Linked DNA regions of Homo sapiens: regions 1, 2 and 4 are each linked to region 3. A link is a loop called in an ENCODE intact Hi-C map of the cell type or tissue named here. Cell type or tissue: PC-9. All regions are shown on one strand. Each heading gives the region's core, and the rest is flanking DNA. Links, peaks and the distances in the headings are about the cores only. Region 1 has its middle 62 kb from the start of DAAM1. Region 2 overlaps DAAM1 (dishevelled associated activator of morphogenesis 1). Region 3 overlaps DAAM1 (dishevelled associated activator of morphogenesis 1). Region 4 has its middle 21 kb from the start of GPR135.

What was found. Peaks named below come from ENCODE experiments on the same cell type or tissue, not always from the same donor. Only the 100,000 strongest peaks of a DNase experiment are listed, where the experiment ranks them.
Region 1: a loop joins it to region 3, with 4 times the contacts of the local background. A loop is called at or near these places in 8 of 110 quality-filtered maps.
Region 2: a loop joins it to region 3, with 4 times the contacts of the local background. A loop is called at or near these places in 6 of 110 quality-filtered maps.
Region 4: it touches region 3 in a loop (3-fold over the local background); 10 of 110 quality-filtered maps call a loop at or near these places.

Annotation. Positions count from the first base shown.
Region 1 is chr14:59,123,103-59,130,620 of GRCh38, reverse strand. No RefSeq gene overlaps it. Among named protein-coding and RNA genes, the nearest start is that of DAAM1, 62 kb to the left of the region's middle. In PC-9, for the core only: CTCF peaks have their summits at 3,084 and 3,292 (motif pointing left); a DNase peak (open chromatin) is centred at 3,290.
Region 2 is chr14:59,272,990-59,280,507 of GRCh38, reverse strand. The region is part of intron 2 of DAAM1 (dishevelled associated activator of morphogenesis 1); the gene reads right to left. Among named protein-coding and RNA genes, the nearest start is that of DAAM1, 88 kb to the right of the region's middle. In PC-9, for the core only: no CTCF peak of the experiment used is centred there; DNase peaks (open chromatin) are centred at 2,167 and 4,607; H3K27ac peaks cover 3,155 bases.
Region 3 is chr14:59,339,765-59,347,282 of GRCh38, reverse strand. It overlaps DAAM1 (dishevelled associated activator of morphogenesis 1), which reads right to left. Exons shown (of 25, transcript NM_001270520.2): 16 at 7,103-7,209. Among named protein-coding and RNA genes, the nearest start is that of GPR135, 120 kb to the left of the region's middle. In PC-9, for the core only: no CTCF peak of the experiment used is centred there; DNase peaks (open chromatin) are centred at 3,502, 4,632, 4,982 and 5,272; H3K4me3 peaks cover 825 bases; H3K27ac peaks cover 3,498 bases.
Region 4 is chr14:59,440,639-59,448,156 of GRCh38, reverse strand. No RefSeq gene overlaps it. Among named protein-coding and RNA genes, the nearest start is that of GPR135, 21 kb to the left of the region's middle. In PC-9, for the core only: CTCF peaks have their summits at 3,570 and 3,770 (motif pointing right); a DNase peak (open chromatin) is centred at 3,766.

The sequences.
Region 1 (7,518 bases), core at 1,061-6,060, 220 kb after region 3:
CCCTGGTGGGTAACTAGTTGATGAGACCACTTAAGACAGTTCTTTTACCTTGTTTGTTGCACTTTATTTACCATGGGGTGCAAAATTTCTTGGCTTTGTAAAAGCAAAACTTGGAAAGTTTCCTTTAGACATGTGAATGGTCACGGGATCTCCTCCTGATACGGAAATAAGCTGCCTCACAAGTTCCTAGCTTTTCTATTTACTCCAGGCATCTTCAATATGTTTATAATATTTTTAGAGATTATCCCTAGTGTGAAGTGGGGATTAATCCATTTTTTTCCAGGACACAGAGCCAAACATCAATTAGCTTTTCTGAAAATGGCAGAATTTCTTGGATGATATGTGTCCTAAGCATATTGATATCAATATGTGTCCTAAGCAATCATCCAAGGGCACATAATTTTTTTTTTTTTTTTTTGAGACGGAATCTTGCTCTGTCACCCAGGCTGGAGTGCAGTGGCGCGATCTCGGCTCACTGCAAGCTCCGCCTCCCGGGTTCACGCCATTCTCCTGCCTCAGCCTCCTGAGTAGCTGGGACTACAGGTGTCCACCACCACGCCCGGCTAATTTTTTTGTATTTTTAATAGAGACGGGGTTTCACCGTGTTAGCCAGGATGGTCTCAATCTCCTGACCTCATGATCCACCCGCCTCGGCCTCCCAAAGTGCTGGGATTACAGGCGTGAGCCACCGTGCCTGGCCAGACACATAATTTGGGAGAGGTACAATCAAATAAATGGTGGTCTCGCCTTGAGGCTCAGCATGTGGGTTCAGTTACTTTCACATGGGTGAATTTGTTTGAAGAAGCTTAATCCCAGGACAACGTCCACTGCAGATTTATAATATTCTCCTAGGAATATCACATTCATATTTCAGAATAAAGACCCCTCTGTAGGTCTAACTTTGAGAGACCTGAATCAACACTGAAGAACTGAACAGGCTCAGAGCCAGCTTCGCTCCTGGGGTTCTCAGGCCCTTTCTTTTTTTCTACTCTCAGACCTAATTTTATGTTAATATCCATCACCTCCCTCTCCCTTAAACTATTTCTACTTGGCTGAAGGCATTTAACTATTAATTCTTCGATTTTATTGAAAAATTTTTTTCTATGTTCACATCCCAAATAATAAAATGGCACAATTAAGCTAATCAACATGGCAAAGGATCTATCCCTACTAGAGAACAGAAACCAGTCAGACAGCACATACTGGGGAATTCCAGGTTGGGAAGCAAAAAAGTTGCCATGAATCCTGGTAGCTTCTTCTTTTAAGTTTGTTTATGATGATGCAGCTTGAAAGATGATTGGCTTTCTTCTTGTAATTTATGATACAACAAGGTTATCCGTTGTTAAGTGAATCCCTTTCTCTGGCTTTCTCATTTAGCTCATGTTTCCAGGATCAAAGCATCATAAATAACCAATGATGAAAAACACCACCTAAACATCAAGAGACAATTTCCATAAACGTTCACATTAAAAATGCATGATTGGTATGAAGATTTAATTGTAGCCACAGTGTAGTTTCTGTCTTTTGCTGCGGTCATATTTTCCTTTGTGTTGTCTGTGCTATTTAACTTTGAAGCCCACTAAAGATGAAAAATGGGCATTCATGGAGCAGGCGCATATGGCTTTAGCTGTTCGGTGGTGGATCTGGCGTTTTCCCCTCTGTGGCATCAGCCTTTGTGTTCTCAGCAATGAACTTTAATAAAACAACCTAAAATCTGAGAGATGGTGGAGAGAAGAGAAAGCAGTAGATGTAAGCTGACTCTAGTATTTGTTTTGTCTGTAAATGTGGTAAAATAGACTAATGCACAACTAACCACTCCTCCTATCCCCACTATGTCATTTCCAGAGATATGTAAAATTGTGTCAGAGATATTCAGTTAATGAGCTTTCTGAGTCATGGTAGTAATATAGACGTGGTGTTCATACAGTGACTTTCATTTAATCACAACCAAACAAGAACCCTTGCATGATAGAGAAAAAGACCCTACAATAGACTACTGATTACTATTATTATTGTTGTTGTTGTTGTTTAGGCAAGCTGAGGAGAATATAAAGAATACTAACCCTTCTTTTTTATAACATATTAGTAAACATACTAAAATGTAGTTGTGAAATGGTTAAAGTTGTGGGGAATATAAGCAATATAAGCCTTTTTATTCTTTTTTTTTTTTTTTTTTTAATATTGGCTACTGGCCGGGCACGGTGGCTCACGCCTGTAATCCCAGCACTTTGGGAGGCCGAAGCAGGCGGATCATGAGGTCAGGAGATCGAGACTATCCTGGCTAACACAGTGAAACCCCGTCTCTACTAAAAATACAAAAAAATTAGCCAGGCGTGGTGGCGGACACCTGTAGTCCCAGCTACTAGGGAGGCTGAGGCAGGAGAATGGCTTGAACCCCGAAGGCAGAGCTTGCAGTGAGCCAAGATCGCGCCACTGCACTCCAGCCTGGGCGACAGAGCAAGACTCCATCCCAAAAAAAAAAAAAAAAAAAAAAAAGGTTGGCTACAAAATTTTGTTCAATGTAGATAGGCTGCTGGGGTTTCTGTGGGAAATGTCACATTGTCTAGTAAGCCTTGGGAGAATTGCAAGGCTCAAGTCAGGCATCCTACCAAGATCTCAGAGTTCAGAACTATTTGGCTCTCAGGGAAGAAGGGTTGAGAAATGTCCCCCTGGTTTCCGCTGGGAAAGGGCTACCTCAAGACTTGTTTTCTTTGCCTTCCAGCGCCAGAAATGTAAAGTGCTGAGATACTTCAAGTCAAAGAAGTGAAAGGGGTAAATAAAGCATGTCCATGATAGGCTAAGGATGAATAGAGACCTAAGGGTTAGATGGGAATTGACTAGTTTAGTGTCTAAGAGGAGGAAAGATCTAGAAGCACCTAATTAGATTGGGGCCAGGAATTTCAAATGAGAGACATTCTGATGATTTTATGAATATAGTTTTTCTTCCCAGGTATATCCCAAATTCCTTAAAGGCTTAGGTCCTTTATTTCCATTTGTCTTCTACATAGAACTTCAGCAGGAAAACTTGCACAAAGTGATGATCAATACATTTCTGTCAACTCATATTATACTTTAAAAGAAAATTATTTTGATGACGTTTTACCTCTGTGTATATTTTGGGAATTATTTGATATGAATCTTGCAGTAGATTGAGACCATATTGTTAATTGTAAATGGTATGTGTGAATTAATTATAGAATGGGTCAAGAAATAACCTCACCTAGTTTTTAATCCTGACATTCTAGAGCCTGTCTGACCTGTGAGATGTTTGGAGAAACAACACTGCCACCTTCTGGTAGATACATGTCATCTTTCTCTCTGCCCACCATTGGCACCCTGGCTCACCCACGTTTACATTAATAAAACCAAGTCTAAATAAAATCTTCGATAATAAGGCTGAAGATCAAAGGTCTGGAAAGAAGGCCTCCAGCTTGTACTTTTTTTTGGAAAGGGTTATGATTTTGCTATCAGAGAAAATCTTATCCCAGGCCTACTGTGATGTGATATTATCTTTAAGACTTAACTACTTTACTGGGTTATTCTAATAGACCTTCAAATGACCAGGAATGCTCCAGCCTTAGAGCTGGGGATGATGGGAGTAGTTGGAGCAAGAGTGTGGGGAAAAATTCACAGACATGTTGTGTCAGCCATGAAAAAACAAATGGGTGAGTAAACTGCCTAAGTGATGAACAGGTGAACAGAATTTTCCACCCTGCATTTTTGGATTGGTAGTTTATCTTGTTTGGTGTTAAATGTTTGTAGTCATGGTTACGTGACTAGTTCACTGGAAACCCATGTAGACCCACAGTTTTCTAGAGTGGGGCATATAGTAGGTGTCAATAAGAACTAGTTACATTAATTAATAAATGAGAACATATCTTTGCTTTTTTTTTTTTTGGGACGTAGTCTCACTGTGTCACCCAGGCTGGAGTGCAGTGGCGCAATCTCGGCTCACTGTAACCACCTACTGGGATCAAGCAATTTGCCTGCCTCAGCCTCCAGAGTAGCTGGGATTACAGGTCCATGCCACCACGCCTGGCTAATTTTTTGTATTTTTAGTAGAGACAGGGTCTCACCATGTTGGCCAGGCTGGTCAACTCCTGACCTCAGGTGATCTGCCCACCTCAGCCTCCCAAAGTGCTGGGATTACAGATCTTTGCTTTTATATTTCATCTCTGAAATACTCTCCTGAGAATGAGGCTGGAGAGAGTAAATTTTAATTTTCCTAATCTTTCTTGCTCATTCCCCAATCCAAACCCTACGGCAACTGCTCATAAACGTAGGTCAGTGCTAAAGAATTAGTTCTATTGATTTTTTTCACCACTTGATCCATGTTAGGAAACAAAATTAGCTGGGTGTGGTGGCACACGCTTGTAATCCCAGCTACTTGGAGGCTGAGACAGGAGAATCATTTAGAACTCGGGAGATGGAGGTTGCAGTGAGCTGAGATCTTGCCACTGCACGAACAATTGCTTGGGTGACAAAGGGAGACTCCGTCTCCAAAAAAAAAAAAAAAAAAAAAAAAAAAAAGACATTGGAATAAACAAAACAAGATTGATCAGGATTAATGTTTTTTCAAGGTAATGTTCCAGGTAATGCTATAACCACTGGGGATTATGTTCCTATCCAAATATGCACCTTTGTCTTTGACTAGGCTATTTTATAATTTTGTAGGGATCAAAGTTAACTTGTACAAAACTGATAGCAATGCAAATATGCCCATAGGCATATAAATAAATTCTGTCCAGTGGAAAGTTAATTGACTCCTCCCTGTCCACACACACAAAAGCACCAATTTTGTTTCCATTTGCAAATCCATTTCACTCTTCCTGATCTATAAATGTCTCTGCTTTTTGGCTTTCTCTGAACCTGTTGTTAATGAAGTCTTATTCTCTCAATCACCATGCAATTGAGCTATGGGATTTCATGTTGAGTTATTAGCTTCTACTATTATTTTACCTGTTACCTCATTTAATTAATGAGTTAAATGAAAGTTTGACATAAGCATGTTTTATATTTGCATGAGAATCATGATTGTTCCTCCTCCCATCCCCAAAGATCCTTCAACACCCAATATTAAGTAACAAGCTGAAGGAGAAGTCTGGGGGACTTTTCTTACTTGGTTTTTATGGGAGTTACATCATTGGTAATCCGAAGTTTTGTTCCCTTGCCCTCCCTGAAGTAAAGGGTGCAACTGAGAGTGACTGAGACTACCCACCTTCCCACGTGGTCTTCCCGTGTGATCACTCACTTGGTGAACCTGTGTTTGTGCAAAGCATTTCTGAAACTCCTCTGCTGAAAGTACCTACAAAATCTGCTGCAGAGTCTTCAGATTTGCAGCATTGTGTGAATTTCACTAGACATCAGGCTTTGGTATTGGTCAGCCCTACTTCAAATTCTAGCTCTCCATGCACTAGGTGGAAGTTATCAGATGTTTCTGTTTACTCATCTGTAAAATAGAGCCGTTATAGAGTGAATGAAACAATGCGTATTATAGCTGGCATGTAATATGTTCTCCATAAATCTTACCTATTATTGCTACGTAGAGAGAAAAACATGGGACCTCCTTTCTTCCTTGGTCCTGCTGACGTGTAGCTCTGCAGTAACATCTCTGGTGCTGATGTTTCAGGCCAGATTGACATAGACAGGACTACACCCATTTAGGCCTGTGTAGGGCCTGAAGGATCTAGGTGTCTGGGTGGATTGGATCAGGAAATTTCCTGGAGTGAGTAGACCCGGATTTGACCTTTCAATTTCTTGATTGTGGGAAAGTCAAGGCATGGTGAGTGGCAGACGGTAGCTAAGGGCAGTGGCCACGTAACAACTGCTATGGAAATTTTACAAATTTAATAATTGGTATGGCACTGCTGAGTAAAACAAAGCCCTGGGAGAGGGTAGGTGAGCTGAATTGGGAGCAAGGGGACATCTTTCCAGACACCCTTAAAGTGGATGCAAAGATGGCTATAGACAGCCAGGTCACCAAGCAAAGAACTTCTTTGCCCTCCTTCTGATGGGTTTTGTCTGATGGAAACAGCTAATATGGAGAATTTTTTCAGTTGTGGGCTCTACCATCCCACCCTTCTAATACAGATTTCAACTGCTGGTAGATTTTACTATTGAACCAGGACAGAAACAAAAAGGAAGCTTAAATATCACAGCAGCCAATGACACCGCTGTTCCTTTGAGACACCTCAAAGGTGTCAGTTATACAAACTACGTTTATTCACTCCTTTTCCCTCAACAAATAATTTCCATATAATACGAAGAAGTGACTCTGAAATTTGCATTTTAGGCAGAAAAAGGAAATCTGATACCAGTGAACCAATGTAAACGAATTTTTATTTAAAGAGGCTATAAAAGAACATTCTGGATATTATGTGTATCATTATTTTGGTTACTTTGCAGTGTTATTGACGTTTAACTTCAAATATCCAGTAGAGGGCATGAAAGGAATTGGTTTTGTTTGGGCTCACTATGCTGAAGATAGAATTTGAACACTGGAAATGAAAAAGCAAATGGATTATATATTGCAGCTTTCAGACAGGGAATGACAAGCTTTAGATATCAACCCAATATATACTGCAACCTTTCTTTTTTCTTATATCGTATCTTATATCCTTCATTTAAAATTACTTAATCCTTGAGAATTAGATTTAGCTATTGAACAAAATACATATGAAATCATTAAATATCACTGATTTGTATTCACATCTATTAGAGACAAACCTGAAGAATATACCAAACTTTAGTACATGATGACATAGTATCCATGAAAAGCAAAGTTCTACCCTCTGGCGGAAACCCTTCACCTTTAGAATGCAAGACTGCTCTCAGCATCCCCTTCCTGCTTCAGATCTCAAATCAGGCGCTGGAAGCAGGACAAGAACCTTTCACAATCAGCCTTGGTGCCAAGCTTGACTCAGGATTGACTTAGCAATTGTTGCTTTCTCACTCATTTGTGACTTTGGTGGAAAAACAGAAGAAAAGCGCATACCTCCACTACATTTAATGAGTGCCTACAGTGTGCTAGATACTATATTAGATACTTGAAAAATAATTTTAATCTTTATAAGACCCCTACAAAGCCAAATTTATTATTCCCATTTTTCTGAGGCTCACAGAGGTTGCAAATTTCATGGCATTTCCCTGCATGCTGGTCTGCTCTATTTCTCATAAAATCTTTGGGAAGTAAGAAATAAATCTTTATGAAAAGATTGGGATCTAGAATTCTTAATTTAAATAATAAAATAACAAACCAGGTCACTTCTATATCTATATATTTTGGATATTATCTTCCCCTGTATTTTTCATAATCCAGTCCCACATTTGGTTGATAATAATGTGTGTTTCTATTTTTGTTGTTGTTTAAATTTCTCTTTCTGATTAGCTTCTATAGTAGCTCTTCAAATTAACTGGCACCCCTACATTTTGTAAAACTATAAATCTGCTCTAGAGTGGCCACCTTGTCACTGCTCTTATATCGTTCTTTTTATAGATTTTATTCTTTCCTAGTGTTCT
Region 2 (7,518 bases), core at 1,616-6,615, 67 kb after region 3:
GGGAAGCTGGGAGGGAGGAAGGGAAGGGATATTTCAAGATATAGTGAGGATTATTTGATTATTTTATTGTTTAGAGATAGGGTCTCTCTCTGTCATCCAGGCTGGAGTGCAGTGGTGTGATCATAGCTCACTGTAACCTTGACCTCCTGTGCTCAAGTCATCCTCCAGCCTCAGCCTCCCAAAGTGCTGAGATTACAGGCATGGGCCATGGCACATGCCCAATGCATTTTAAAGATTAAAGCCTATTATTTGAGGTGAAATGCACATACAGTGAAATGTACACATGTTAAGTATACAGTTTTTGAGTTTGGCAAAGGTATACATTGAAGTAACACTTAACACCTTAGAATCTAGTGGTACCATCTTATACTCATGTCAGCAATACACGGCAGTTCCAGTTACTCCACATTCTCATCAACACTTGGTGCTGTTTTTTTAAATTTTAGCTCTTCTAGTTTCTGTTAAGTACGATCTCAATGCAGTTTTAGTTTACGTTTTCCTAATGACAACTGGTGCTAAATATAACTTTTCACATGTTTACTGGCCATTCATACATGTTCTTTTGTGAAATGTTTGTTCAAATCTTTTGCCCATTTTTATTGAGTTACCTGTCTTATTTTTACTGATTTAAAGTAATTCTTTATATATCCTGGAAACATGTCCTTTGCCAGAGGTATATATTAAGAATATTTCTCCTAGCCTGTGGCTTGCCTTCTCATTTTGTTAATATTTTGATCACCACGTGTTTTTTAAAATTTTAATGAAGTCTAATTTATCAATTTTTAAAATATAGTTAATGATTGTAAATCTTCTCTAAGAAATTCTACAACTTACAGGTAAAAAAAAATTGTATGGTTTCTTCTGGAAGCTGTACGGTTTTAGTTTTAGCTTCTATGTTTGAATCTCCAGTCCCTCTCACAGACCCTACTTCTGGATAACACACAGTATTTCTTTAGTTACAAAACAGCTGGATTGTTTTTGCATTGTCTCTTCTAACTATGCATATTCATTTAGATAGGCTGCTGGGCAAGAAGGGCAATGAAAGCAAAGTTGATGGGAGAAGGAAAAAATAATGGATACAAAACAATTTGAAAATCATTCTTCAAATTACTTCAAGGTAACATTTCAGGAGATTTTTCATTTTGGTAATTAAATTCTAAAGGAAGCATTCATGAAAAATAAAGCAATTAGTATCACTGTATCTCAATAGTATCTCTTAACATGAATTTCTTAGAAAAAGTAGATCTACAGAGCCAGAAAGCGGATGATTGTCTGGGGCCTAGAGGCAAGGGCAGGGATGACTGCAAATGGGCACAAGGGGAGATGGGATGCTGGAAGTGTTATAAACTATGGCGGTGATGGTTAACAACTATAAACATTTATTAAAACTCAAACTGTACAATTACAAGAGGTGAATTCTATGACATATAAATTATCCCTCAATAAAGCTGTCAAAAAAAATCAAGCCTGCTTGTTGGAGCCCCAGGAAAACAAACAAAAAATTCTATATAGACAAAGTAGAAAAAATACAGCTTTGTATATACATAGTAAGAAAAGAAAATTCTGTTTGAACATTAGATAAACCAAGGAGTTGGCTTAAAAGAGAAACTGATTGGAAAGAAGTGTATGAAGAAGGAGGAAAGAAAACTGTGTACTCCTTTAAAGTAAGTAGCTCAATCTGGGAAATGTTACAGTTTCAGACACAGCATTCCTTTGAAATCAAAGATCACTTCCTTAAAATATTCTTATCCTTTCTTTGAAAGTTACATAAATTATATTAGTGTGTATTCCATTTAGGCCAAGCAACAGGCAATGTTTTCCCCAAGGTCCCTTTGTAATTAAGTGATATGTTAATATTAACAAGAAGTCCTTAAGAACCTTTTCAGTTTGTTTTTCCCCCTAATACTGACTCTACAGAAAAGTATAGTAGTGTCCTCTTATTCTCTGAATTCTGAATTCACTTTCTGCCATTTCAGTTACCTCTAGCCAACTGTGGTCCAAAAGTATAAATTAAGAATTCTAAAAGAATAAATTCCAGAAATAAAAAATTCCTAAGTTTAAAATTGTGTGTCATTCTGGGTATTGCAATGAAATCTCACTTAGTCCTGTGCAGGCCATGAATCACCCTTTGTCCAGCATATTCAGGCTGTATACATTCCTTGCTCATTAGTCATGAATATCTAACCATCAGCATCCTCATGGTTCCATGAGCCAGGTTCACCCGCAGCAGATGATCTTCCTCCTGACATTTCATCTCAAGGTCAATAGTAGGCTAACACTACCTCGTGATGCCTATGTCATTCACCTCACTTCATCTGATCACACAGGCATTTTATCATTTCACATCATCACCAAAAGAAGGGTGAGTACAGTAAGATATTTTAAGAGAGGAGGAGACCACATTCACATTAACATTTATTACAACCTATTGTTATAACTGTTCTATTTTATTATTAGTTATTGTTGTGAATCCCTTACTATGCCTAATTTATAAAGTTTAACATAGATATATATGTATAGGAAAAAAACATAGTATATATAGCGTTCAGTACTATCTGTGGTTTCAGGCATCCACAGGGGAGGGGAGGGTTTTAGATGGGCCATATCCCCTGCTGGTAAGGGAGGACTACTGTACCAGATCATCTGTGAGTTAACAGCCAGGTTTTTCACTATGATTACAAACAGATGTAATTACTCAAACCCCAGGAAGCACCCTAGTTGAGTATAGAATCTAAATCTTACTACATCTTAGACTTGGGTGGCCGAGCTCCTTTCATTGGTCAGAGAATTTTTTTTTCATGTTATTCTCTATGGATAGAGTTTTAAAAGTCAAAGGAAAATGATTAAGCAAGAGATAAAAGGAGAAACCTTTGCATCAAGCATCATGCCTCTCCAGAGAAAGTTTTAGTTTCTCAAAAACTAAAACCAACAGATTAAAAGGCTCTTCTTCTTGGAGATGATATTAATTATACTTTTATATATTTATATATTTTACATATTTATAATATTTTGGAGAAAAGATTTTTTTTTATTATTAAGAAGAAAGGACCTCTGAGGGAAGCCCAGCTGTGGGAACTAAAGTTCTAGGCTTCATCCGTAACAAAGTGCATTATTAAGCCCCACTTCTAAGAGATTCTGTACAAAGAAACCTTACCAATTCCACACTGTAGAATAAGCAGGCAGTTCTGTAGAGAAACCTACATAAATCAGAAAACAATTGGCATGCTACAAATCAATCGAAGGAAATGGATTCATTTGCTAGATAAAGCAAGGGAAGGAATTTTGAAATAATATACAATAAGGGTCTTGAATGAGTTGAAAGACTAACACTTTGGAAGAAAAAGCTCTTTTCAGAGATTTTAGCTAAACTGAAATATGGGATCATTTATAAAACCTCTAAAGCAATATCTAAAGCATTTATTATTTGAAAATCTACCTAATCAATAGATTTCAATGAGATAAAATACAAGTTTTTGGCTAATAAGAGAAGTCACTAAGAAATTCAGGATATCTATTTCTAATGAGTTAACTAACTCTTTACATACATACAAATATATATTTAGATAAGGTCTGAGGACATTCAAATAATGATTGAGGTGGGGGAATGGGCAGGAGGACTAAGAAAAACGAGAGAAAGAAGCTAAGACAGGCCCTTGAGGTTAGCCTGCCAATCAACTCGCTATTTGTATGTGATTGTGTTTGGGGGTTTTGTTTTTTGTTTTCTTTTGTTTTGCTTTTTAATGGTCCTTGATAAGGTACCTGTCCATCTGACTCAATGTACAGAGTTCACAGAATTACCAACCATTTTCTTACTCAGACAAGTCTAACTTTTATTTTTCAAATTAGATACCTCAGATATTTGTCCAGAATAAACAGCCCCAATTCACCTATCCTAACTCCACCCAGAAAGGGTTTCCCACAAGCCCAGCAGGCTGCAAGCCTTCAGTTCATCTCAAGGATACACTCAACATTAGCAGTGCCTTTTCTGAGTTTAACCCTCTCCTCCCACCCCACAACTCAACACTACCAGAAATAAGTTAAGCCCCTGGAGAGGCACCTAAGCAGACCTCAAGTCACATGACATGGTGATAGTACAACATCAAGGGGAAGAAGCTGTGACCTAAAGACACATGACATGGTGATAATAAGTACAACATCAAGAGGAAGAAGCTAATGGCAGATTGAAGGGTGATGCTTTGGCAGCAAATAAACAGAAAACATTTTTATAAAATGCATGGAGAAAATGTACTATTAAGCTATGATAATTCATTAAATATATAAACATCCAGCCCCATTACAGCAAATGACCATCTCATCTGGGAATCATGAATTGCCAAAGAAGCACTTAAAATTTAACTGCAATGACTCTGAGAATAATATTTTAGTATGATGGTGGTTAGAAATCTGAAAGCTAGGTAAGATTTTTGTCAGTTTCCATAGAGGTGCATTCAGTGAATTATTACCTGCTCCCAACCAGTCAGGAAAAACATAAATGGAAAACAAGAGAGAGCTTTAAGCCCTAAAAGGGATTGGTAAACACAGAGAACAAACCTTGGAGGTTTTCAGCCTGTAAAATTTCTGCCAATATTCTTAGTCATTACATGAAATACCACAATATGACTCACCACCACCTACACAGTAATATTCTCTGTGTCTGATAGACATGTTTTCATTTGATACATAAAAATAAGAAGTGAGAAACACCACAAGCAAAGGCTGACTAATAGAAATAATTTCTAGTTTCTTACTACCAATGGTTAAGTGTTTTTTACACTATTTCCTTTTTTCTCTTAATAGCAAGCAATGCAGACTATATTCAGTTGGCTAGACAAAGTCTGCAGCTAAACACATAGGCTTTTTATTCAGCTTTTTTACCGTTAAACTAGAAACTCATTAGAGTGACTTCAAGTTTTAATAGTCTGCATCACCAACAGTTTTCCGGTAATCTAAAATAAGCTTTTTTCTAAACATGTTAGAATCATCTCCAAATATCCACCCAAATTTCCAGTATTTACACCTATAATCTAGTACAACTTCAGTTGACAAGTCTTACTAGATAAATTTTTTTTTTAACTTTTAAGTTCGGGGTACACGTGCAGGTTTGTTGTATAGGTAAACTTGTATTACACGGTTTGTTGTACAGATGATTTCATCACCCAGCTATTAAACCTAGTACCCACAGTTATTTTTTCTGATCCTCTCCCTCCTCCCACCCTTCACCCTCTGACAGGCCCCATTGCCTGTTGTTCTTGAAAGAGAGAATTTCTAAGCATGTTTTCCTAATTGAATGGAAGTACTTCATCTCCGGGGATACAGCACCAGCTGTAAAGTGACAGACAAGAAAGGTACCCTAAGTCCCTGTGGGCAACCAACCATGAAGCCAAGTTCCACACATGGCCACCTCCTTCGATAGCACCAGCACTGCTCTTGCCAGCCCAGGCCCCTCCCACACCCTCAAGAGGATTGTTTGGCTGCTTGTCTGACACTTTAAAGCTTTAATTGGGTCAAAAGACAATCTAGCAGAATAAGTCTTCCCACATTGGAGCTATTTATTTCACCACGTAATATACAGTACAGAGACTTTTAAAGAGAAAGAATATTTCTTAAACATTGTCACCCTTATCCTTTTAATCTGCTAACTTTCATGCCAACCACTTTGGTGTCCCCATTGTAACTAACATTTTAATGAGAAGAAAGAGTAAAACAGGATGACAGCAGGTGGATAGGGTGCAGGCAGAGTATAAGAATCAGCCCAAACTTATCACCACTATGAGAATATTAAAATACAAACCCAACTGCTGCAGGATTCCACAGTTATTAATTCATGCATGCATGCATACATTCACTCAAATACTTATTGTGCATCTCATGTGTAATGCTTCAGTAATTAGTTATACATCCATTCACTCAAGCCACAAACATTCATTGAGCACCTACTCTGGACCAAGCACTGCCCTAGGCCCCCAGGATCCTAAGTGTGAGAAAGTCAGATATAACACCTGAGCCATTCTGCTCTCTGAAGGTGCAAAGGTGCATATATATAGTGGATTAACACAATGAGTTATTCATATGAGAAAAAACTCAAACTATCTGACTGTTGAAAAGATGGCAAAAGATTCTGACTTTTCCTTCTACATCGAAGAAAAGCCTATTTTTCCTGAAAACAATTCATATTTATGTTATATATACATAACATAAATATATATACATGTCATATATATATTCTGAGTTTTTAATTATTTGGTTTAATTTAGTTCTTAAATATTGCACTGAGTAATGAAATAAACAGCTAGCTGCTTTTGGATCTTGCCAACAAATTCATTTAAAACTGAACACAAGAAAAAATACTGCAACTTTTTCAGGAATCTGGTTTGCCAAGGAACAAAAATTCTAGCTCTTCACCCATAAGCCCGAAAATCATAACTAAAAGATATAGCTGGTCACTGAGCTCTTGTAACACGCACCAAGAACAGCTTGAAATTCCAGAGGAATTCTGGGAATTGAAGGTTGGAGTGGGGAAGATTCCAGACACAGCGAGTAAAAATATTCAAGGACTGTTCAGACCTGAAAAACACCATCCATGGTATTGAGCAATTACCTCCCAAAGGCCATGTCACATGTGTTTTCTGAGAGCAAACCATGGTGACTAGATAATTCCCAGAGCATCAAGATATATTCTTATGTACAGTTAATTGCACAAACTACCAGATCCTTCTAGCCATTACTGAAACACATTTTTAAAATTACGCTTAAAAGCTTACCTAAACCACACTACTTATAAAGATCAAATTATTCCTCCAGCCTTTTGACACCTGTATTGGCTTATATGAGGACACATAGAGAATGGGAATGTCAGTATACTATAACGACTTTGTATAATTTGTATATGGTAGTATAAGGACTAAGTTAAATAGTCAGATTTTAAATTGTAGCCAAAAGCTAAGTAGGTCCATACTATCCAGGGTCTCTTTGGGATTCATTTTAATAAAAATCATCAGGACCAAGAGGATCCATAGCCATTTTGTCAACAGCATTATTAATTCAGAGATAGTTTTATAGTATAGTATTTCTATTTAAAAACAACATTTTCATGTTTCTTTCCTCCACCTCTTCATGCTCCCTCATTTCAGTCTCCTTGATCTAATATTAAGATATAAGAAGCATCCAGAAATAAATGATAATTGAAATGGTAACAAAATATTTAATATGAAGTTGAAGTCCAAATTTAACAGCCTGTAGGAAAGGACATTTGGAATGATCTTGGTAAGATACAATATACATTCAGAATTAGAAGGAACAAAATGGTTTTATGGTCGTATCTTAAGCTTTATTGGATGTGTTTAATGAATCAGAGGATTAGAAGGAAACTTAAGAAATCATTTTGACCATCTTACTGTCTCTAAGCAGACAGGACTTCAACCAGTACAAAGAAATGTATAATGCCACTGAAATGAGAGTCTACTGCCAACCCTACTGTTTTAGGAACAAAGCAATGTTCTATTCAGAAGTACAGCAGAT
Region 3 (7,518 bases), core at 1,664-6,663:
GATTGGAAGATTAGAATTAGGGAAAATACCCATACACAATTGTTTTCTTTCACATTTAGGATCCATGAACTGCAGGCGGGAGGACAGAATTAAGTTTCTGACCTGTTTATACGTCAGGAGTGTTTAAAGTTTGCTATCAAGTAAAGAATGGATTTTGAGAAGTTTAGAAACTACATGTTATTGTTAAAAAGTTGAGCAACAGATAATATGCAAAGTAAAATCTGCAAGTACTTCATAGTTAAGGCTTTTTTTTAATAGATGGAGAAACTGGGGCCCAGAATGGCCAAGTGATTTGTCCGAGGTCAGACATAAAAAACGACAGTAACCACAAACCCACGACTCTTGATTGCTAATCTCAAACTCTTTATACAAATATTCCTTATCTAGTTAATGTCTCATAGGGAAGGATTTAAGCAAAAATACAAATCTGTTTTCTCTTTTTCTGTCTACCATCAACATAAATGATTTACTAATTTAATCAGGAATATGTGTCTTGATTGTCAGAACAACAAAGTATTGACTGTAAAATATAAAATATAATGTTAAAATGTATTTTTATTAGATATAACAATAGTCTTACCCAGGGGAAAAAAATCTTGATCACATTATTAGCTGCAACAAGAGACTCACTCCTTTGTTTAATTTGTAAGCATTAGACCCAGACTTTTCCTTTTCTTTGATGGAAATGGGGTCTCACTATGCTGCCCAGGTTGGTCTTGAATTCCTGGCCTCAAGTAATCCTCCCACCTTACCCTCCCAAAGTGCTGGGATTACAGGCATGAGTCACCATGCCTGGTCTAGACTTATTTTAAAAATCTTACTTCCTTACAACCTATAACTAATGTGGCGTATTAACATGACTTGATTTGTTCTTTTAGTCTATGCTCTTGAAAAAGCATCATATTTAGGACTGGAGATAAAGATGTAAACACACAAATATAGAGCAAGCTGTACACATGTCACATGCAACTTTTGAAGTAGGGGCTTTGGTGTAAGACAGGCTGGGCCCCAGTCCTGTCTCCGATACTTCCTGGTCAGTGTGACTAGAGCAAAAAATTTTTTATAAAGCCTCACTTTCCTCATCTGTAAAACAAGGATAGTAATAACTACATAACTGCATCCCTCCAGGCACCCCCCCCCCCCCAAAAAAAAGGGATTGTGTTTGTATGTGTGCACATGAGGATTAAGCAAATGAATGCACGTAAAGTGCTTAGCAAAGTTCCTGGCCATAGAAAGAACACAGTAAACTATATGTACGTTCTGCAAGGCAGACTTTTTTATACTAGAAAAACAAAGTAGCAGTACCTTTGTATCCTTAATGGTCATATGCAGCTAAGAACCCATTAAACAGTGCTTAGTATGGTAATTATGATCACTTTCCAAAGCACTGTCATACCCACTATTTCACCAGTGTTTCCTCTCTGTGTATGACACCCATGAGGCCTGGGAGTACTAAGAAGGAAATAGAAGATGAGGTCCTTATTTTAACAGTGATTACAGTCATTGGGAGAACCAGATGATATGCTGAAATCCTCAAGACACAAAGGTGTGTAAAGCACACACTCACCCATGGGCTTGCAGATGAAGGTGAGGGCTGAACAACTGAAAGCGCGCACTCAAAGGCAGCAAAGAAGAGAAGCCCCAGGTGAAGCTGGATGAGGCACCCCACCAAGGATGCCTCTGGCTTGTCTTTTTCTCTAGATTTGGGACCCGATTATGTTAAAACCATCCACCTTGCTATTTAAACTGAATGTTATTTCATGTGCCATTAAGTAGGGAAGAGAAGGAAAAAATTTGGGAATCCTACTGTACTCATACCATTCTCTTCTATTTCATGTTCTCAAACCCAAATAAAGCATCTAGACAAAATGCAAAATTGTTTAAGCTGACAAATAAGGCCCGTTCTATCACCTTATGTGAGCTGTGTTGCCATTATAACCCCTACGCCGTTACAGCAGCCCTTGTCCTGGCAGACTTCTTCAGATGGTTTTCGTCATTCTTGGGACAATCATTGCCTCATGAACATGTTCCCAGAATATCGCGTTAGAAAATTCCCCCTACTTAAATGGAACAATTTAGCTAAGTTGGCATGGGTAAAGTATACAACAGGGAAAAACCGACTCGCAGCATCAGGGCCTCAACTGGGTAGCCTTAGACTCCAGGACACTAGAGGCCCTTGAGTCAATTTAAGTCCAAACACCATTGTGTGGCCATGCAAGGCCAAGGAACAGTAACAATAGGGAGGGCTGAAACTGCCACTAATGAAAACCAACTGGCTGTGAAAACATCTATAATCATGAGGAGAGCTCTGCTTGTAAGAAAAAAAAAAAATTAGTTCTGTGTCCTTTTCACACCGAGTTGAAGAAACCATTTTATGGTGTAGTTCTGCTGAGTCCTTCTGTTTTGCATTTAAAAGAAAAGGAGTTGAAAATCAGAGCGAGAACAATACTTGAAGTATCAGATTTGCATTTCATTAGCTCCCCATATGGAGCACAGAACTTCTTGCTTTTGAAATTGTATATATTTATGCTCCTCAACCCCCAGAGGCTGTCTGGACTAAACACTAGCTCTAATTCAAAACAATTTTGGTTTCTCTTAATGTGGCCCACAAAGAGACTGGAGACTTTAATGGCTAGCACTTAAGAAAATCTACCTGTCAACATAATGCTATGCACGCGTCCTGTTGGATCAAAGAAACCCTACCTTAAGGGAAAGGGGAGAAAGGTACCCCGCCCTCAGGGATGGTTCTATAGGTTGCAGAGTTCTTAGTATCATCTGTCATCCACAGAATCAGTCTCTAATCTCTGTAATTAATTGCTTTTAAAGCTTGGCAGTGTTCTGAAGTGCCAGAGGGTGGCAACTTTTGAGATATCTACTCCAACTTTCTTTACAAGGCAGGAAACAAACCAGCCATCTTAAAACAGTATTCAAAACTCCAGGTTGCTCTACTCAAGTATTTCAAAAATTTGCCAAGAGAATTGGAACATCCAGGCGTAATTAAAATAAGTTAAGGATGGATGGCTAGATCAGCCTTAGCTCTGCTTCAGTGGATTTAGGCCAAATCCCCCTACTTTAGAGTAGCTTTTTGTGGTTTACTACACCCAGGCTGCTGTGCTAAGTGAGCATCTGGAAAAAAAGAACGGCAGAACACTTCATAAAACTGTGTTTCAGGTGGGTTCATTTTGCAATATAAACCTGCTTCCAAGTTTCTGTCTCCCCCGCTGCCACCCCCAGGCCTTTGGCAGCGAGGTCTGTTTTGGGGAATAAAACAGAGTAAATTTTAAATTGCTACATGTCACCCATGCACACATACCAGTAGAAAAGTTGCTTATTCCCTGAGGACCTGAGGAACGTCTCTAAGACGTGCCCATTCTACTCTCTTCCCATGAAAGGTATGGTCCCTGGTGCCCTGGAGCTCCCCATTCAAATGCACACCTTTTAGGCCATCTCTTTCTGAGAGCTTCGAATGATTTGGTCACTCATGCTGCAAATATCCTACTCACTCAGGCATGGGGAGTGCTGGCACCTCCTCCCTGCCTTGGCCTCTTTCCAACTGCCTGCTTGGCTCCAGAGAAAGCTGTGGCAGGTGCCCCTGACCAAAAGGTCCACTGACATTTGTAAAATATGAAGAAGACCTTTAAGGTATAATCTTAAATACTGTGAACACAAGTGTTCATTAAAATACAGCCCATGGAATACGCCACAGGCTTTCACTGTGGTGAACTTTGGTGTAATGATGGCATTGCCAGGAGATAAATCCTAGACAGCAAGATAAGAAATAGAGAAGTTCACCAGTCTCTGGGAATGAAATAATCAGGAAAGAAAGATAGTAAGTGTGAGAAGGTAGGAAATGCTGACATAGAAACATTCCTATTCATTGTCCCCAAGCATAAAATCAGCCTTCAAGGGCTTCTTCATCTCTCTCCAGGCTGTCCTTAGTCATCAGGTCTCACCTGGACAACAGAGGCCCTTATCTGATGGCTGCCCTGGTCCAGCTGTTAACCCCTTCTAACCTGTCCTGCGAAACCAAAAGACCAAACTAAAAAACCTTATTAAACAAACACACAGTGTCCTCCTACTGAACAAAAGGCACCAGTTCTGATCCCATGGATACATAAATAGGACACTGACTGGGCAGCTCCCATGCAGGCACCCTTCCCAGGGCTGCACACATCCTAGGAGGAATTCTCACAAGCCGCTGCAGGGCTGCTACCCTCATGATCTTCATTTTATAGATGAGGAGGTTATGATGTGATTCTGGGCTGACTCATGCCCTTATAAATGCACAATGCCTGAATTTCGGGCTCTCCTGCCTGGTTTCATTCAATCCAATTGATAATTTTCTGCCGGGATTGCAGGGCTCTCTACTAACTGTGCTTATGTCCCTCCCACATCTTTGCTGCTGCACGCCTCCTTGACACCACCTTCCCGGCCCCTCCTCTTGTCATATAACAGTCTTTGCCTTTGAGGCCTACTTTCTACAATAAGCCCTGCTGGTGCCCCTCCTACATGGCCGGGCTCCATGTCCTTCAGTCAGACCAGTGTAAGCCCTGAACTGCGCACAAATCTTCTCACAGGTGTCATTTTTCTTCTCCAATTAGCCATGTGCTTTCAAAGGCAGCAACGTTATCTTAACTTTTGGTATGTCCTATGGCACTCAGCACGGTGCTGGGCAAAAAAATGCTCCAAAGTGGTGACTAAGAGAAAAAGTATTGAACACGTTTTCCTACTTCTTTCTCCTTTTATGTCCCCAGCTCCTTTTGTGCATAGTAATAAATTGCCAACAAAAAAGGAAGAATGAAAAGTAAACTGCTGATTGGTTAAAAAACTAAATAAAATACAAATTATAATTAAATCTGCCTAATTTTTTCACTTGTACCACATTTAACATGTCATTCTGTGCTTTCCTGATGAGAGAGTAAAACAACTGACCAGTGAGCACAAAAGGACGGGGCACTGAATCATCCATGGGAGAGAGGGCTTCAGATCCTTATCAATGCAGCCCAATGGCCAGCAGGTCAAACGGGACTCAAAATTACTTTGTCACACACACTTTTAAATTGTGCTCACTGTAATAATACTTATACACTAAACTGGATTTTAATTGATAATCTGACAGATACGAGGCCAGTTCTTAAAACTGTCTTAAGAGAGTTTAGATACATTCAAGTTCTAAGTCACCTCAAAAGTGTCAGGGCCTAGGGCAACAAGGGAATTTACATACCACAAATATGAACTAATTCCCTCAATAACAGAATGGGAAATTTGCCAGAAAGAGATGTAACCTTATCTATATCTAGTGTAATTACCCTGGTTGGTACTTAGTACTACTGAATAATCTGTCAATAAGGAACGAGGTCACAGTTTTTACTCTAAAGGCATTTCAACACTATAGAAATTCTGTGACAGCTCCCTTCACCAAGTGTTTTAAAGCATTCATCTGGATGGCACAAGCATAAAATATAGAGAGAAATTCTAGGATGTAAAAAAAACTCCACAACTTTCCCCAAGTTAATTTAATTTTGCTACTAGGAATACTACTTATAAAAAGGTAACAAAACAAATTGTTTACACTGTACAGCAGTCTTCCCTTATTGGAGGGGAATATGTTCCATGACCCCCAGTGGATGCCTGAAACTGTGGATAGTATTGATCCTTACATAGACTATGTTTTTTTTGTCTATACATACATACCTAGGGTAAAGTTTAATTTATAAATCAGGCACAGTGAGAGATCAACAATAACTAAAAATAAAATAGAACAATTAAAACAATATATTGTAATAAAAGTTATGTGAATGCAGTTTACCTCCAAATATCTTGTTGTACTGGACCGTGAGTAACTGAAAACGCAGAAAGTGAAACTGTGGATAAGGGGGGGACTACTGTAGAAGAAAAATAAGTAGACCTTCAAGTTATTTTAAGTGGTGGCTTCCTGAGGCAGATAGATATTTTATTTAACCTGAGCATAGTTCATGGAACAAAAGTCAGAATAAACACAGGGTACGGCCATTTACACAGCTTTCAGCCAGAGGCAGAAGTAAAATGTTAACAGGATGGTTCAGGTTACCTTACTAGTTGCATTACAATTCAAAGATCTCACTAAGGTTAAATTTCTCTTCATTAAAAGAAACATTTGCTCCCTGAAGTAATACATATCTGGCTAAGAATCAACTTCCATGAAAACCAAGCACTAGCTCTTTGTGTTAAAAGAAATTCATTCTAAGAACATCTAAATAATAAGGACTACTACTTTCCCTCTCTTCATAGTCCCTGAAAAAGAAGTCACCTTATACCAGCCTCAATGCATATACAACATTCCTTCCAGAATGTAACTTATCTTTAAAGCCCCAAACTCGGGATTCTTTACATCTTCACTCACTCCATAAGCATTAGGTATCTTTGCCTAATGTGAAAGTTCCTTTTACAGAAAAGAAGAAACTAGATACAGAAAAGCTATTTGAAATGCCCAGAAAAACCTGACAACATTGCCCGAAGTTGCAATCAGATTCCAGGCTCCCAAATTTCCTTTCTTCTTTTCAAGTTCCAAGGCTGTGATGGTTCACTAATTATGAGAAAGATTTCTGAACAGGGCTGAACTGGATAAATTAGCTTTTCACGGAGGTTTGAGATTTACATATCCTTTTAGCTATAAAAATGCTCAAAAAGAACATGAAATCATATAACCTTGAAATGAAAAAAGGTGACATTAGAAAGCAAAATAAAACAAAGAGCCTTCATCTGTTGGTCCTGATTCTGTGACAATGCTACTAAATGACCAAAATATCTCTAAGGCCAAGAAGTGTAAATAAAAGTCAAGTCGATGTTACAGGCTTTCTGGGAAGAAAAGATTGACTCAGGGTGTTCTGCCTTTACATTTAGAGGTCTGTGGAAATTAAACTTTGAGAAAGAAGGCATCCAGCTCTGATATGTTCCACTAGGGAAAGTAAGCACCAAGAGCTGTTCTCATTTTAACAGAAGGGGATCCAAAGAACTGTACCTCAGCAGAGTACAATTAAAACAAAATCACTAACATGTGGTTTTGAGCCACAGAATGGAAATGTTGGTCCTACTAGAAATGTTTATTCAACATCAACAATACCTCGATAGAAGGATGTTGCAATTCTGAGCTCTCCGACCATCAATCACCGAAAGCTCTTTAACTTTAAGTTTGGAACTCAGAGTGTCATCAATGGCATCTGCTTCTTTCTGTAAAGAGCATGAAAGAAATCCATCAAAGTCCAACAGGGACATTCAGACTTCAGATACACACTTTCCTTTACATTGTTGTTCATATACACATACACACACTCGTATACACATGGGCAAGGCTGAAATGGTGGGAAGTGTGGAGAATGATGGAATTGAAACAAAGGCTACAGTCTAGTTGGTAAAGGGAAATAATAAGAAAAGCTGACCACCCACATTTGAAAAAGCATTATTTGGAAGAACAAAGTGCTTCTAAGTTGAAGATGCTAAGTGTGCATAAATTATCAGTGAGTGGTGCCCTCCTTTTGT
Region 4 (7,518 bases), core at 1,071-6,070, 100 kb before region 3:
AATGAGAGGTTTTAAGAGGCAAGCTAGTGGCTTGTACTATAGCATAGCCTGCCTTTGCTGGTGTGTGGCGATTAGACCTGGTGGAACTGCCATCAATAAACTAAGTGTGATCAGGGTGAGGAACAGGAAAGAAGGAAATATGGGGAAATGGGGTGAACGTCAGGTGGATCAGAGAGATGCAGTCATGAGGGTCAGGTGTGGTATCTGGAATAATGTGGGAGGCTGGATTGAAGTCTGTGCCAGGAACAATGGTAATTGTGGGACTTAACAAAGAGTGAGTACAGCTGAAGGAGCTGGGAAGCAGAAAGTATATGCGTCAGGTATGAGGAAGAAAATAGATTTTGGAAGTTATGAGAACTGTAGAGAGTGAGTTGAGCATAGTTTGTGATTTTTAGGGCCTCTAAAAGTATTAAAGCAGTGGCAGCTGCTGCACGCAGACATGAGGGGTAGGCTAAAACGGTAAGGTCAAGTTGTTTGGACAGAAAGGCTACAGGCTGTGGTCCTGGCTCTTGTGTAAGAATTCTGACCGCAGTAACCATGCCTAGGAAGGAAAGGAGTTGTTGTTTTGTAGAAGGTGCTGGGGGTTGAGAGATTGGTCGGACATGATCAGCAGGGAGAGCACGTGTGTTTTTATGAGAATTATGCTGAGATAGGTAACAGATGAGGAAGAAATTTGAGCTTGACTGAAGTAAGGGGGGTTGTCTATGAAGCTTTGCGGCAGTACAGCCCAGGTAATTTGCTGAGCTTGATGGGTGTCAGGGTTAGTCTAAGTGAAAGCGAAGAGAGGCTGGGATTAAGCGCGCAAAGGAATAGTAAAGAAAGCATGTTTGAGATCCAGAACAGAATAATGGGTTGTGGAGGGAGGTATTGAGGATAGGAGAGTATATGGGTTTGGCACCACAGGGTGGATAGGCAAAACAATTTGGTTGATAAGGCGAAGATCCTGAACTAACCTGTAAGGCTTGTCTGGTTCTAGGACAGGTAAAATGGGGGATTTGTAAGGAGAGTTTATAGGCTTTAAAAGGCCATGCTGTAGCAGGCAAGTGATAACAGGCTTTAATCTTTTTAAAGCACGCTGCAGGTTGGGATATTGGCGTTGAGCAGGGTAAGGGTGATTAGGTTTTAATGAGATGGTAAGGGGAATGATCGGTCACCAAGGAGGGAGTAGAGGTATCCTATACTTGGGGGTTAAGGTGGGGGATACAAGAGGAGGATGCAAAGGAGGCTTTGGATTGGGAAGAAGGGCGTCAATGAGATGCGGCTGTAGTCCAGGAATAGTCAGGGAAGCAGATAATTTAGTTAAAGTGTCTCAGCCTAATAAGGGAACTGGGCAGGTGGGGAAAACTAAAAGGAGTGCTTAAAAGAGTATTGTCTAAATTGTACCAGAGTTGGGGAGTTTTAAAGGTTTAGAAGCCTGGCCGTCAATACCTACAACAGTTACGGAGGCAAGGGAAACAGGCCCTTGAGAAGAAGGTAATGTGGAGTGGGTAGCCTCCATATTGATTAAGAAGGGGACGGACTTACCCTCCACTGTGAGAGTTACTTAAAGCTAGCATCTGTGATGGTCTACGGGGCTTCCAAGGCGATCGGGCGGCATCAGTCTTCAGCCGCTAAGCCGAGAAGATCTGGGAAGGAGTCAGAGAAGCCAAGAAGATCTGGGAAGGAGTCAGAGAGCCTTGGGCCAGAGTTCCAGGGGCTCTGGGAGTGGCTGCCAGGTGAGTTGAACAGTCTGATTTCCATTGGGGTCCTGCACAGATGGGACGTGGCTTAGGAGGAATCCTGGACTGCAGGCATTCCTTGGCCTGGTGGCCAGATTTCTGGCACTTGTAGCAAGCTCCTGGGGGAGGTGGTTCTGGAGGAACACCTGGCCACTGTGGTTTAGGCGTTTGGAAGTTCTTGTGAGCTGGAGATGTGGCTGGGGTTTGTCTCACAGTGGAGGCAAGGAATTGCAACTCCGAAATATGTTGCTACTTAGCCGCCTCTATTATTGTACACCTTGAAGGCAAGGTTAATTAAGTCCTGTTGTGGGGTTTGAGGGCCAGAATTTAATTTTTGGAGTTTTATTTAATGTCGGGAGCAGATTTGGGTAATAAAATGTATACTGAGAATAAGACGGCCTTTTGACCTTTTAGAGTCTAGGGCTGTAAAGTGTCTTAGGGTTGATGCCAAACGAGCCATGAACTGGGCTGGATTTTTATATTTGATGAAAAAGAGCCTAAACGCTATCTGATTTGGGATAAAGAAAAAGGAGCATTAACCTTGACTATGCCTTTGGCTCCAGCTGACTTTTTAAGAGTAAATTGCTGGTCAGGAGGGGGAGGGCTAGTTACGGAACGAAACTGTAAGCCGGACCGGGTGTGAGGAGGGGAGATGATAAAAGGATTATAGGGTGGAGGAGCAGAGGCTGAGGAAGAATTGGGATCTAGCTTGGCCTGGCAAGGAGGGGAGGTGTCGTCCCTGCGTGGTCTGACACCTCTGAAACCTGGGTGAATAATCAGAGAGGTGTGTCCCTGCAATGATTAAACACGAAGGGAAGGCTGCCTTCCTTAGTCCGTGACTGGCGCCAGAGTTTTGGGTCCACGGATAAAACGTGTCTCCTTTGTCTCTACCAGAAAATGAAAGGAATTGAAATTAAGAGAAGGGAGAAATTGAAGTGTGGCGCCAAGATTGAAAGAAAGAGGTTGAGGGATAGCGAGGGAGGTTGGAGAAGACAGTAAAAAGAGGCCGCTTACTGGATTTGAAATTGGTGAGATGTTTTTTGGGCTGGTCGGTCTGAGGACCTGAGGTCGTAGCAGAGGCCTGACATCTTTCTTAGAGGAATGTGCTCTCTGGTCAAAAGTAGAGAATAACTCCATGAGATTAAAGCAAAACATGCATCTACCTGATTCAATATGTTCAAGGGCCCCACTACATGGGGCAGTTTAATTGTTGGTTTGTTTTTTGAGACAGGGTCTTGCTCTCACCCAAACTGGAGTGAGGTGCAGGATCATAGGTCACTGTAACCTCCAACTCCTAGGCTCAAGCAATCTTCCCACCTCGGCCTCCCAAGTAGCTAGGACTACAGACATGCACCATCATGCCCAGCTACATTGGGCAGTTTAAAAGTAAAAAAATTTGTCAATCTACTTGTTTACTCTCCAGAGAACATAATCGATTTGACTGAAAAAAATTAATACTGGTTTATCTTTAGCTACCAGGACTACAGACAAACCAAAGGAAAGGCAGCACATATTTCCTTACTTTCTGGCAGTCATTAAGTTCCTGCTGGTTTCTGGATGTCAGGGGTCCAGAGACAAGTACATATTTTCTTTTCTTTTTTTTTTTTTTTTTTAGTATTTATTTATTTATTTAGAGACGGAGTCTCACTCTGTCGCCCAGGCTGGAGTGCAGTGGCACAATCTCAGCTCACTGCAAGCTCCATCTCCCGGGTTCACGCCATTCTCCTGCCTCAGCCCCCCCAGTAGCTGGGACTACAGGCGCCCGCCACCACGCCCGGCTAATTTTTTGTATTTTTAGTAGAGATGGGGTTTCATTGTGTTAGCCAGGATGGTCCCGATCTTCTGACCTCGTGATCCACCCGCCTCGGCCTCCCAAAGTTCTGGGATTACAGGCGTGAGCCACGGCACCCGGCGACAAGTACATATTTTCTTGATAGCACTACTACAGTACATCTATTCCCGTTGTGAAGGGGGAAAATTCAAACAGCAGTTCACCTGCAATTTGAAAGCCTGAAATACTGCTGATTCCCCACAAGGAGGCTCCATTATCAAGTACAACAATTTTCAAAGCGGGAATGCCCCAACGATTTTGAAAAGCAACACATCAGAACACATTAAACTTTCATAATCTTTAAATGCTTTAACATTCTTATTGATAACAGTTTGGCTTTAATTATCACATAAAAATTTAATCTATCATTTTTGTGCTATGCAAAGCCAAGACAAATGTATCATATATTAAATACATAATTTAATTAAGCTGAGTATTTAAACAAGGCCGAATTTTTTTCTCAGTGGGAGGAAGGGAGGACGATTGGTGATTATACTAAAAACCAATTTTCTTATGCTTCAGTTATTACATGTGATCAAAGAGTTATCACACAGGTTCAACTTTGGCTTTCTAAGTCAAACAAACAAGCTTTATCTTGGCTAAAATTCTTTATAAGGCAAAACATATTGACTGGTAGCTCATTGCCTAATTGATAACACATATGTCATGGCATTATTTTAATATGACTCTTTAACAATAAAACAGTTAATATTTCCTATTGGATCGTGTAACATCTTAAAATATTGGTAATAACAGTTCCAAATGGTTATAAATGTATTTGAAGTATTTGAACAGGAAATAGAGACTAAATATATACATAAATAATTTGTTACAATTTAGATTTCTTTGAATGCATAATGTTGAAATTAGTTTTTCCTTTTGCATCTTTAATTCTCTGAAAGAAGAACTTAGAATGACTTTTAGTGCTCTAAGCGTTCAATTAACTTTTCATTTAAATTATTTATTTTATATGATGGATGGAATGCATCAGGGCAACTGAGAAATAAGGCAAATTTCTTACATTTGGAAAATAGAGTTAGGCTTGTGATTTGAAAGTTTTAGTTTTCTAAGACTATTCTTTAGAGAGTGGGATTTGGGATGTATCTAGCATTTATTGATTGCCTCCATGAAGTCCTTTGCTCATATTATTTCATATCAATGGGCCGGATATTACTATTCCCCATTGCATAGATGAAGAAGCTGAGACTCAAAGAAAAATAACTTGTTCAAGATAATATAGCCAGCTAAACAACAGCAGGATTGGGATTAGAACCCACAGCAGGGATGGATGGGAAGAGAGGCAGACAAGGGTGGAGGTTTGGGGATCTGAGAGTGAGGAGGAGGCAGGATGAAATTAACAAGGGTAGAATCTTTTCTGGGAGTTCACAGAAGTAGTAATTTATATCCCTTAGCATGCCTCCTTTATCCCTATCAGGCCCTCTGCGGCTGGATGAATCTCTGTTTTTCCAGTCAGTTTGAATCTTAGCATCAATATTATATTTGAAATGTAAGAGTGAAATTGCCTTTCTGTGACATCTTTTTAACTGATTACTGGGCACTTAGGCAACCAGCTCCCGAATGTCTGGTTACTCTTAATAAAGGTCAGGATTGCACCTAGCTAGCCTCACTAATAGAGGAGACCTTGTGGCCATCTTTCATAGCAGCCTGAGGCAAGTTGTCATGAATTCACTGAAACTTGCTGATTTCCCCTGTGCACCTGAAAGAACCTGGTTCCCTTAGTGATGTCCATTCAGCCTGAATAACTCTACTGCTTCCCCTCTGCCAGCACACCACCCACCCTGTCAACGATGGTGAAAATCTGCAACCTCTTGTTTACCTTCATGTGTGGGGAGCCTCTCCCATCCTTCTCACAAGGATATAAGGAGATTGCATTCTAACTTGCTTTGATTACTCTTAGCTTACATACAGAATCACCTCTTTAGAGGAAAGGGAAGTTTCTCCCAGTTCTGTCTTTGGAAATGGGAGATTGGTCTTGGAGTCTTAGACTAACACAGATAGATCATTAATCACAAAGACTGTCTCTGGAAACTGAAAAAGGTCAGATTCTCTTAGAAACTGTGGGATGGGTGTGGTGGTACATGCTCATAATCCCAGCACTTCGGGAGGCCAAGGTGAGTAGATGGCTTGAGTCCAGGAGTTCAAGACCAGCCTGGGCAACATGGTGAAACCCCATCTCTATGGAAAAAAAAAAAAAAAAAGTTGGGTGTGGTGTTGTGTGCCTGTAGTCCCAGCTACTCAGGAGGCTGAGATGGGAGGATTGCTTGAGCCCAGGGAGGGTGAGACTGCAGTGAGCCGAGATCATGCCACTGTACTCCAGCCTGGGCAATAGAGTGAGATGAGACCCTGCCTCAAAAAAATAAGTAAATAAAATAAAAATGAAAAGAAAGAAACTGCACAATAAGACAAGGGCAGGGTGGAGAGTTTGTTTTAGTTACACAAGACACCCATGCAACACGACAACACCCCTTTAAAACATACAAAGTCACATAACTTCAGAATTTCAAGATTTAGTTAAAAAAGAAAAGAAAGGATGGAAAATGTGATACTGTATACATTTTCTGCTGTCTTTGTGCTACTGAACATTCTCTAATGAATGTCTCCTAAACATCTTTCTGTGATCTACTTTGAAAGGAGAACAGAAGGGAGGGAAGAACAGAGAGGAGACTAAAGAGAGATAAGGAGAGGGAAGGAAGAAGAGGGGGCTAAGGAGGGAGAGAAGAAGATAAAGAAAATTTACAAAAGAAAGGAAGAAGGAGAGAGAGAAGTTGTTTGCTATTGTGGCATATTAGGTGAGCAATGAACACTTTGTGCATTTATTCGTTTGACACACAGTTATCGAGCATCTATTATGTGCCAGGCTCTTAGACCCCGGTTGAAAGCAGTGAAACAGATAGTTGTCTTATGAAGCACATAGATTGGGCGAGTCACAAAATTTTTTAAATAAAGTAAATTAGGTTGCAAATACACTCTTAGTTCACTTTATTTTTACATTATTCCTCTCATCCTCCATAACAATGCCTCTCATTCTACTCATAAACCCAAGTAATATAAATGAGCCACTCTAGACTATTAAAATATACCATTGTCTCAAAAAATGTTTTTCAATGTAAGCATATTTGTACTTTTGCTTTCTTAATTGGAGCAATGTTTTTGTATTACTGCGTGTCTACACATTTTTTAAAGAGCTGATAAAAAGATGTTTGTTCATTTCTATATAGTCTACTCAATCAGCCTATTTGCAAAAATTTTCCTGAAAAATAGGTAGTGGAGAAAAGTCAGGGTCAAGAGTGGATTTTATTCTAAATCAATATTTGGGATAAATGCAAACAAAAATAATCAGAAATTAAACAAAGAATATTGGATTTAACATGAAATGGATAACCTGACAGCCTCTTCTAAAACAAATAAAATACTCTTGTGTATCAAAGCGCTTAAGTCCATAACAGAGGTGAACTTGAGGTCAATGCTGTCAAATAATTTCTAAGTAGTTTCCAGATTTTTTTCTTTTTTTTTTTGCCTTTGGTGCCGAAAAGGCTAATCAACTTTATGTACTTACAACTTACCTTCAATTTATCAAACTGCAGGTATAATAGTCAAAATATTCAACAACCAATATGGTATGAACACAGATGCTGCTTCTATATCTTAAAATGTATTTTTCAGCATCCTGGCTGAATAAACATCCTCCCTAATTATGGGGAAAGTGGTATGTCATTAGCATGGAATGAAGTTCCCCTCCTGATCCATTAAAAGTTAAGCTACTCCTTTCACTAATTTTGTCCTCAAATAGTATAGCTCACATGCAAAAAGGGGAGAGGACATTCCTCCTGAACATATTCTCTGCTTTTGGAGAACTTCTCAACCTTTCTAAAATATTGTATTGGTATTCTGGTTGTTGACATGATGTGGAAAAGATGTAGAGGATACAGTTGGAAAGAAATGTCAGTT